3 separate regions of the Homo sapiens genome follow, and all the other regions are linked to region 2. Evidence: chromatin contacts called from ENCODE Hi-C or POLR2A ChIA-PET data. All regions are on one chromosome and are shown on one strand. Each heading gives the region's core, a stretch centred on a gene start or an enhancer-like site at or near the end of the contact. The rest is flanking DNA. Distances are from core to core; before and after follow the strand shown. Region 1 overlaps NDUFA6-DT (NDUFA6 divergent transcript). Region 2 holds the start of LINC01315 (long intergenic non-protein coding RNA 1315). Region 3 overlaps TCF20 (transcription factor 20).

Region 1 (2,700 bases), core at 108-2,607, 250 kb before region 2:
GGTCCCTCAGTCAGGGGACAGTACAGTACCCTAAGAGCACTGAGGAGGGCCACCCCACGTGAACTCAGGTAGTCAGGGGAGCCCTCCTGAAAGCCATGGAGAAACACATTCTAGGTAGATAACAGCACATGCAAAGGCCTAGAAGTGAGTGTCTGAGGTGGAAGTTCAGAGTCTTTGTCGTCAGCAGGACATGGAGCAACACTTGACACTGAGATTTAGGCAGAGAGAGACAGAGAGACAAAGAGAGATAGAGAGACAGAAACAGATACAGAGACAGAGTTAGAGATACAGAGAGATAGACAGAGACAGAGACAGAGATAGAGACAGAGCTAGAGATACAGAGAGAGACAGAGATACAGAGAGAGAGACAGATAGAGATACACAGAGAGAGGCAGAGACAGAAATAGAGACTGAGAGAGGCAGAGACAGAAATAGAGACTGAGAGAGGCAGAGACAGAAAGAGAGACAGAGATAGAGACTGAGAGATAGAGAGAGAGAGGAGTGGGAGGCAGGAGGAAAACCAGAGCATGAGAGGTCAAGCAGCCAAGAGAAAAGGCGAGGTCGTTAAAGAAAGGGTCAGCTGGGGCCGGGTGCAGTGGCTCATGCCTGTAATCCCAGCACTTTGGAAGACCGAGGCAGGCGGATCACGAGGTCAGGAGATCAGGACCATCCTGGCTAACATGGGGAAACCCCGCCTCTGCTAGTAAATACAAAAAAATTAGCTGGGCCTCGTGGCGGGCCGCCTGTAGTCTCAGCTACTCGGGAGGCTGAAGCAAGAGAATGGTGTGAACCCGGGAGGCGGAGCTTGCAGTGAGCCGAGATCACGCCACTGCACTCCAGCCTGGGCGACAGAGCGAGACTCCGTCTCAAAAAAAAAAAAAAAAAGAAAAAAAGGAAAGAGTCATCTGGGTTTGGTGACTAGGAGCGTACTGGTGACCTCAGTGAGAGGGGTTTCAGAGGCTTATGGAGACAGATGCAGGTTGAAGTGGGTTGTGGAGCGCGGGAGAGGTAGAAAGCAGTAAACACACCCCCCTGCCAACACCGCTCTCAGGAGACTGGTGTGAAGGGTAGGGGTCAGGACGCTAGCTGGAGAAGGAATATGGGTTCAAGGGAGAAGGGCTTTTTTCTTTTTAATAGAAGAGATCAGCAATGTGTTTAGATGCTGATGGAAGGAGCCAGAAAAAAGGAAAAGGAGAATATTGAGGTGAGACGAGATCTCCAAATGCCCAGGTGAGAAGACCAGATGAAATGGGGCACAGGAGTAGGGCTAGCTTTGGAGAGGGAGGGGAGCCTCCTCCCCTCATCCCCTGGAAGAGGAAATGGCCTATGAGAAGCCGGTGAGTGAATGGGTTTGGTGGCAGCAAGTTGAGGAAATGCCCATCTGATGGTGCCTATGCTCTCTGCTGAAAGTGAGGAAGACGGGGTGGAGTTAGAGGTTAAAGAGAGAATCTAAGGGCCGGGCACTGTGAGGAGGGCAAGGCAGGATTGGTGGAGCCCAGGAGTTCAAGACCAGCCTGGGCAACATAGACCCTGTCTCTACAAAAAAATTAAAAATTAGCTGGGTGTGGTGAGGTGTGCCTGTGGTCCCAGCTACTCAGGAAGCTGAGGTAGAAGGATCACTTGAGTGCAGGATGTTAAGGCTGCAGTGAGCTGGGATCACGCCACTGCACTCCAGCCTGAGTGACACAGCAAGACTCTGTCTTTAAAAAAAAAAAAAAGTGGCTGGCCTCGGTGGCTCACGCCTATAATCCCAGCACTTTGGGAGGCCGAAGCGGGTGGATCACCTGAGGTCAGGAGTTTGAGACCAGCCTGGCCAACATAGTGAAACCCCGTCTCTACTAAAAATACCTTAAACCCAGGAGGTGGATGTTGCAGTGAGCCGAGATCGTGCCAGTACACTCCAGCCTGGGCGACAGAGACTCCGTCTCAGAAAAAAAAAAATCCTCCATAGTCACCTGTAGTCAGCCCTTCCTCCTACTCCCACACCCTGGCAATCAGTGAACAGTTTCCTGTTCCTGTGGTTTTGACTTTGCAAGATTGTCATATAAATGGAAACGTATGGTAGCCTTTTCAGTCTGGTTTATTTTACTTAGCACAAAGCATTTGAGATTCATCTAGTCACGTGTATCCGTAGTTTGTTCCTTTTATTGAGTGGTGGTCCGTTGTATGGATGTTCCAGAACATTTGGACTATTTCTAGTTTGGGGCATAAAATGACTATTAATAAATATTCACGTACAAGTTTTGTGTGTACATAGATTTTCCTTATACTTGAGTAAAGAGCAAGCAGTGGAATTTTTGGGTCATATGGTAAGTGTAAGTGTAAGTTTAATTTTGTAAGAAACTCAAACTTTTTCAAAGCGGCTGTCTCACCAGCAATAACCGAGAGGTTCCAGTTGTTCTACATCCTCTCCAGCATTTGTTATCTTTGAAAGCCATTCTAAAAGGCATATTTCAATTTTTATTAGATCGGTATTGAAGATTTACATTATTAAACTATGTAAACAGGCCAGGCGTGATAGTTTACACCTATAATCTCTGCACTTTGGGAGGCGAAGGCAGGAGGATCACTTGAGCTCAGAAGTTCCAGGCCAGCCTGGTCAACATAGTGAGACTCTGTACAAAAAATAAATAAATAAATCAGAAAAAAATTAGCTAGGTCAGGCACAGTGGCTCATGACTGTAATCCCAACTACTTGAG
Region 2 (2,700 bases), core at 92-2,591:
GGTAGGGTGTCTTTCTTACCCTAGAGGAGAGAGTGTCGCATAAATACGCTGCCCCACCCGAAGCGCTCCAGGCACAGCACCCCGGACACAAAGCAGGTGGGCACTAGCACCCCCTGCCCAGTACTCTGCCACCAGCTTCCCTCCTGCGTTCATTCTCTCACCCAGTGCTGCGGGGCCACCTGGAGCTACAGAGAGGGAGTGGGATCCACCCCCAGCAGATCCGAAGGTCTCAATCCAGGGCTTCCCTGCATCCCAGCCCCAGGTCTCACCTGCACTACCCCCATGGCTAGCACCCTTTCTCCTCACTGAGGCGGAGGTGGAAGAAGAGGAGCCAGGACAAATGGGGTTTGAGTCCCTGGGTCTGATTACGAGCGTGGGACGGGTGCCAAATTGGCCTCTTCGTCCCTCAGCTTCCTCACAAGTGAGGTGGAGACTCCCCAGGCTTCCCCGGAGCCAGGGACAGAGTGAGCGCTTGATGATCCCGTCTAAAAGTCTCAAAATGAGCCCCCTTTGGTCTCGCTCTGTCGCCCCAAATCCCTCTCCCGCCTCAGCTGCAGTTTCTCCAGCTCCCGAGGAAGGGGGGCACCCGAATTCCAGCCGCTGAGGCTGGAGTTTGGAGTTCGCCCAAGGAGCTTCCGCCCTGGGATGCGGCTGAGACCCGACAGGTGGGTCCCGTCCCCGCCCCAGATGTGCGCCTGGCCCCTCGGAGGCGCGGCTCCGCCTACGCCCAGACCCTTCCTCCCCGCCAGCCCGCTCAGCGCGCTCTGGCAAACTTTCCGCGTCCAGAACCCGCCCGCGTCTACACCTGCTCGCGGTTCAACCGCAAGCGCAAGTCTACACGGTCTCACCTGCCCCCGGGTTGCTGAAGGGTGCCTCGGTCACGGGGCCGCGTCTCCACAGGCTCAACAGCTGCGAGTCCCCGGGACTGCCGACCTCAGCCTTGGGGATCCGTCTTGACCACCCCCGGATTCGGAGGCGCCCGGGCCGGACCACCTGTGCTGGTCTCCACCTCCTCGGCAACCCCGGGTCACCGGAGATGCTGCAGCTCGAGGGTCCCGCCTGCACCATCCATGGCTCTCGAGATCCTTCAGAGCGCGGACCCGGCCGAGACCCCGCGGAGCCGCTGCGCGTGGCTGGTGCCCGCGGTCGCCCCGCAGTCCCGTATGCGGCGAAACCGCCGGGGCTGCTTACCTGGCCCGCACCCTCACGCTCCCGTCCGGGCTGCGCAGCCGCTTCTCTCACACATTTTGCGATAACATCGATGGCGAAAGAAAATGTTGTAAATCCTCCTGCGGCCACGTGGCTGTCCCCCCACCCCCTTCTCCCTTTCTCTGGCCCTCAGGACAAAAAGGCCCCGCGGCCGGCCGCTGGCCACGGGGCTCTGGGCGGGCGAAGCTGGCTGCAGCGGGGCGTGGTCTGGGGAGGGGCCGGACCGGGGCGGGCGGGGCGTGGTCGGGGCAGGGGCGGGGCGCGCTGGTTCCGGCCGCCCTCCCCGCGGAAACCGGGCCTGAGACTAGGGCTCCTGTTCCAGCTCTTGATTGGTCGGTCGGCCAGCACTGCTGACGTCTGATTGGCTGAGACAAAGAAGGGACTAAGGCCGTAGGGGTGGGGGTTTGTGGATTTCATTCTTTGCCTTTTCGCTCCGGCGGTGGCCGCTGCTCTTTCGGACCTTCCTGAACTCTGCGGCCTTTTCCTCTCTGCTTCCGTGGTCCCTATCATAACGCTACCTGCATTTCCTTGTCCTTCTCTACCAAACAGCACCTGGAGATAGGGACATGGGGTTCGTGCTGCTCACCACTGTCTCCCCAGGGCCTAGCACACAGTACGTGCTCAAAACGGTTAGTTGAATGAATTCGTGGAAAATATGCATACAGGTGTTTAGAGCTATCTTTAATGTTGGCAACATCCCTAGGAGATATTACTATTCTCTCCCGAGGATGAGGAAACCGAGGTGCAGCGAAATTCGGTCACGTGGGGATGAATGGCTGAGCTGATGCTGGGACATGCTTACATTACTGGATCTCGGATCCTCTACACAGTGATGCCCTGTGCAGTGTCAGAGCTCAGTTTCCCGTCTATCAAGAGTGTTGTGTTAGAGCACAAGATAGGTTAGAAGATGGGTTATTACTGCCAGGTCCTGTGGCTCACGCCTATAATTCTAGCACTTTGGGAGGCCAGGGTGGGAGAAGCGCTTGCGCCCAGGAGTTCGAAACCAGCCTGGGCAACATGGCGAAACCCCGTCTCTACAAAAAAAAAATTAAGAAGTTTTCTGGGCATGGTGGTGTGCACCTGTACTCCCAGCTACTTGGGAGGCTGAGGTGGGAGGATCACTTGAGCCCAGGAGTTGGAAGCTGCAGTGTTATGATTGTACCACTTGCACTCCAGCCTGGGTGACAGAAAAAAAAAAAAACCCGTCTCTACTAAAAATACAAAAAATTAGCCTGGCGTGGTGGTGGGCACCTGTAGTCCCAGCTAGCTACTCGGGAAGCTGAGGCAAGAGAATGGCGTGAACCCGGGAGGCGGAGCTTGCAGTAAGCCGAGATGGCACCACTGCATTCCAGCCTGGGTGACAGAGTGAGACTCCATCTCAAAACAAAACAAAAACAAAAACAAAAAAACTTACTTCGGCCGGGCACAGTGGCTCACGCCTGTAATCCCAGCACTTTGGGAAGCCGAGGTGGGTGGATCACCTGAGGTCAG
Region 3 (2,700 bases), core at 1-2,500, 150 kb before region 2:
ATCACCCCAACAGTCTTCTCATTAACCTTTGGGTTCCCGTCGGATGACAATGGCATGTCCTTAGCGCCTGGTGAGGTGGCCTCTTCTCTTGCGGCAGGACTAGCATTGAGTCTGGGGGGTTCATTCTGAGCACCTTGTGCCGGTGAGGAGCCAGCTTTCTCAGAGGCTCCACCCTTGTAGGTGGTGTCAGAGCTGGTGCTCTGGCCACTTAGTTGCCGCACTCTCTCGCCTTGATCCTCTGAACTGCTGGAGCAGCCTCCATCTAATGACTCTGCCATAGGGGACTTCAGCTGTTCTTCAGGTTGTGAGGAGCCTTCAGAATTTGTGCAGCTATCTGCTTTCTTGGAAGATGAGGGCCTCTTGGAGGTCTTCTTCTGAGGAGTCAGGGCATCAGAAAGTAACATGTGCTGGACAGTGTTAGGAAGATTGGCCACTTGAGTACTCAGAGCACTCAAACTACTCAACCCAGGATCTGTCAGTCGCTTTTCTGGTACCCCTTCTAGTCCAAACCCTTTGAAGCCTGCAGCATGAGAATTAGGACTGGGCATCATTGATGGGGTTGGACTGAGTTGAGGCATTAACTGTAAAATTCTGTTTCTGGAACCCATAGGCACACTGCCTTGCCCACACTGGAGATTCTCCCCAGTCTGCATGAGAGGAGATGGGGTAGAACTACAGCTTGGAGACTGAACCACAGAGGCAGCTGGAGAAGGGTTAGAAATGGGGCTGAAGTTCTGGTGAAACTGCATGGGGGACCTCACAGGAACCTCAGGCTGGTTGTACTGCCCCACTTGGCTTTGCAGGGGCAGCTTGGTGGCAGCGTTAGTATACTGCATCACATGCTGAGAAGGGTGTTGTTGTTGCTGCGGTTGCTGCTGCTGCTGCCCCTGTTGGGTCCCTTGTGGAATCTTTGCCTGTTCAAAATTCTTCATAGATTGAGGCTGATAGCTGTAATTGGATTGTGTTCCATAAGCCTGTGCATTAGAACCCACATTGTGTCCTTCATACTGAGATCCAGCATTCACATTGTAACTGCCATCATAGCTCTGTCCAGACTGGCTAAAACGCTGTGGTGAAGGGAAGGAGGAGGAGGAGGAGGAGGAAGCAGAAGACTGATAGTGTTGGCCAAACTGACCCACTCTTAACTGGTAACCAGCAGCAGAGGATGGCAGAGTTGAGGGCCGCTGCATTGGCTGTAGATGGGATGAGCTGGATGCTGGTTGGCCAGTGGCCTGTGGCAGGGGCTGATGGGACTGGTAAAGCTGTTGTCTCAACTGCTGGACTTGCTGCTGCTGCTGCTGGCTGGAAGCCTGCTGTTGGTACTGAGCACTCCCTGGAGAGAAAGGCCCAGTGTAATCCTGCTGATAATGTGACACACCGCCAAGGCCAGAGTGCTGTGCTTGAAACTGGCCCACATGACCCTCACTCCCATACTGATTGCCAAAGCTGCTCCCCTGGGGGGGTCCATAGCTCTGCACAGGCCCAGAAGGCCTTCGCTGAGGAGGCTGTGGGGTTCCTGTAGTCACGGGGTCTTTGTTGCCTGCCATGTAGTAAAAATCTCCAGCCTCTTTCCTGAAACCCTGGTAACCTTGATGGCCAGAGGTCTCGCTAGCCATCGCTGCCGCAGCAGCTGCTGCTCCTCGTCGTCCACCACCACTGCCACTGCCACTGCTGCCACTACTGCCACCTGTACCTCCAAAATTCTGGAACATCTGGGCCTGACGAGGGCTGAACTCTTCTAGCCGGGATGAGCCGTGTACCTCCTGTGGGTAGCTTTGCTGGTTTCCGTGGTAACTGCTTTGCTCCCGAAAGGACTGCATACTGTTCAGCAGCACAGCAGCAGGCCAACAGCCCTCCTAGAAATAGAAGAAAGAAAAACATTAGACACGCATCTCCTTGGTACAAATAAAATCAAGTCTAGATGATGGAGGGAATAAAGATGAATCAGAGGCCCAGATGAAGCTGACTGGTTTGAATTTCTATTTTTTTTTTTTGGTTTTTTGAGACAAGAGTCTCACTCTGTCACCCAGGCTGGAGTGCAATTGCACGATCTCAGCTCAATGCAACTTCTGCCTGCAGGGTTCAAGCAATTCTCTTGCCTCAGCCTCCCGAGTAGCTGGGACTACAGGCGCATGGCCACCAGGCTCGGCTAATTTTTTGTATTTTTAGTAGAGACAGGGTTTCACTGTGCTGGCCAGGCTGGTCTCGAACTCCTGACCTCGTGATCCGCCCACCTCGGCCTCCCAAAGTGCTGGAATTACAGGCATGAGCCACCACGCCTGACCTTGAATTTCATCTTTTATATTTTATCCTATCCACTTCTGAAAATGCACATATGCAGAGAAATGGCCTAAAGAGTGAGGCAAGAATCTGTAGTAGAATGAAAAGCAGCACTCTGAGTGCATACAAACCCAATACAGCAAAAACATGTATGTCTCATATATCTAATAATGCCTTATTAGACAAATGAGCCCCCAAACTCAACCAGATTAAAATATGGGGCTGTGTTATTACTGTCAATGAAAAACAGCAATTTTTCAATAAGCCTCCCAGTTATGCGGGGGAGGGGGTGTGGGGTAAGAAAAACCAAATCCTTTTTTTTTTTTTTTTTTTTTTTTTTTTGAGACAAGGTCTCACTCTTGCCCAGGCTGGAGTGTGCAGGGGCACAGTCGTAGTTCACTGCAGCATCAAACACCTGGC

The links. A loop is a pair of places that touch in the nucleus more often than their neighbours do. ChIA-PET counts read pairs that join two places held with the same protein, here RNA polymerase II (POLR2A). Pooled maps may share reads with other maps.
Region 1: a map of endothelial cell of hepatic sinusoid shows a loop between it and region 2 (5-fold over the local background). The contact joins the enhancer-like site here to the promoter of LINC01315 in region 2. A Hi-C loop is called at or near these places in 1 of 168 maps with a recorded cell type or tissue (endothelial cell of hepatic sinusoid) and 1 of 50 pooled maps. POLR2A ChIA-PET finds 5 or more read pairs at or near these places in 3 of 52 experiments (HepG2, T-cell and activated CD8-positive, alpha-beta memory T cell).
Region 3: a pooled map shows a loop between it and region 2 (4-fold over the local background). The contact joins the enhancer-like site here to the promoter of LINC01315 in region 2. A Hi-C loop is called at or near these places in 6 of 50 pooled maps. POLR2A ChIA-PET finds 5 or more read pairs at or near these places in 4 of 52 experiments (B cell, H1, activated CD4-positive, alpha-beta T cell and 1 more).

The regions. Positions count from the first base shown.
Region 1 is chr22:42,118,899-42,121,598 of GRCh38, forward strand. All of the region lies in intron 3 of NDUFA6-DT (NDUFA6 divergent transcript), which reads left to right. Among named protein-coding and RNA genes, the nearest start is that of CYP2D6, 11 kb to the right of the region's middle. Within about 2 kb of position 1,358, at least 6 of the 41 ENCODE cell types and tissues checked have a DNase peak (open chromatin) inside an H3K27ac peak, as active enhancers do.
Region 2 is chr22:42,367,867-42,370,566 of GRCh38, forward strand. LINC01315 (long intergenic non-protein coding RNA 1315) reads right to left here and starts at 1,342. Exons shown (of 2, transcript NR_120597.1): 1 at 1,192-1,342. LOC124905126 (a long non-coding RNA gene) reads left to right here and starts at 1,626. Exons shown (of 2, transcript XR_007068114.1): 1 at 1,626-1,838. RefSeq lists enhancers at 1-596, 889-1,008, 1,377-1,671 and a silencer at 1,379-1,538.
Region 3 is chr22:42,213,486-42,216,185 of GRCh38, forward strand. TCF20 (transcription factor 20) reads right to left here. Exons shown (of 6, transcript NM_001378418.1): 2 at 1-1,856. The coding sequence starts at 1,820. Among named protein-coding and RNA genes, the nearest start is that of TCF20, 56 kb to the right of the region's middle. RefSeq lists an enhancer at 1,498-1,997. Within about 2 kb of position 1,251, at least 4 of the 41 ENCODE cell types and tissues checked have a DNase peak (open chromatin) inside an H3K27ac peak, as active enhancers do.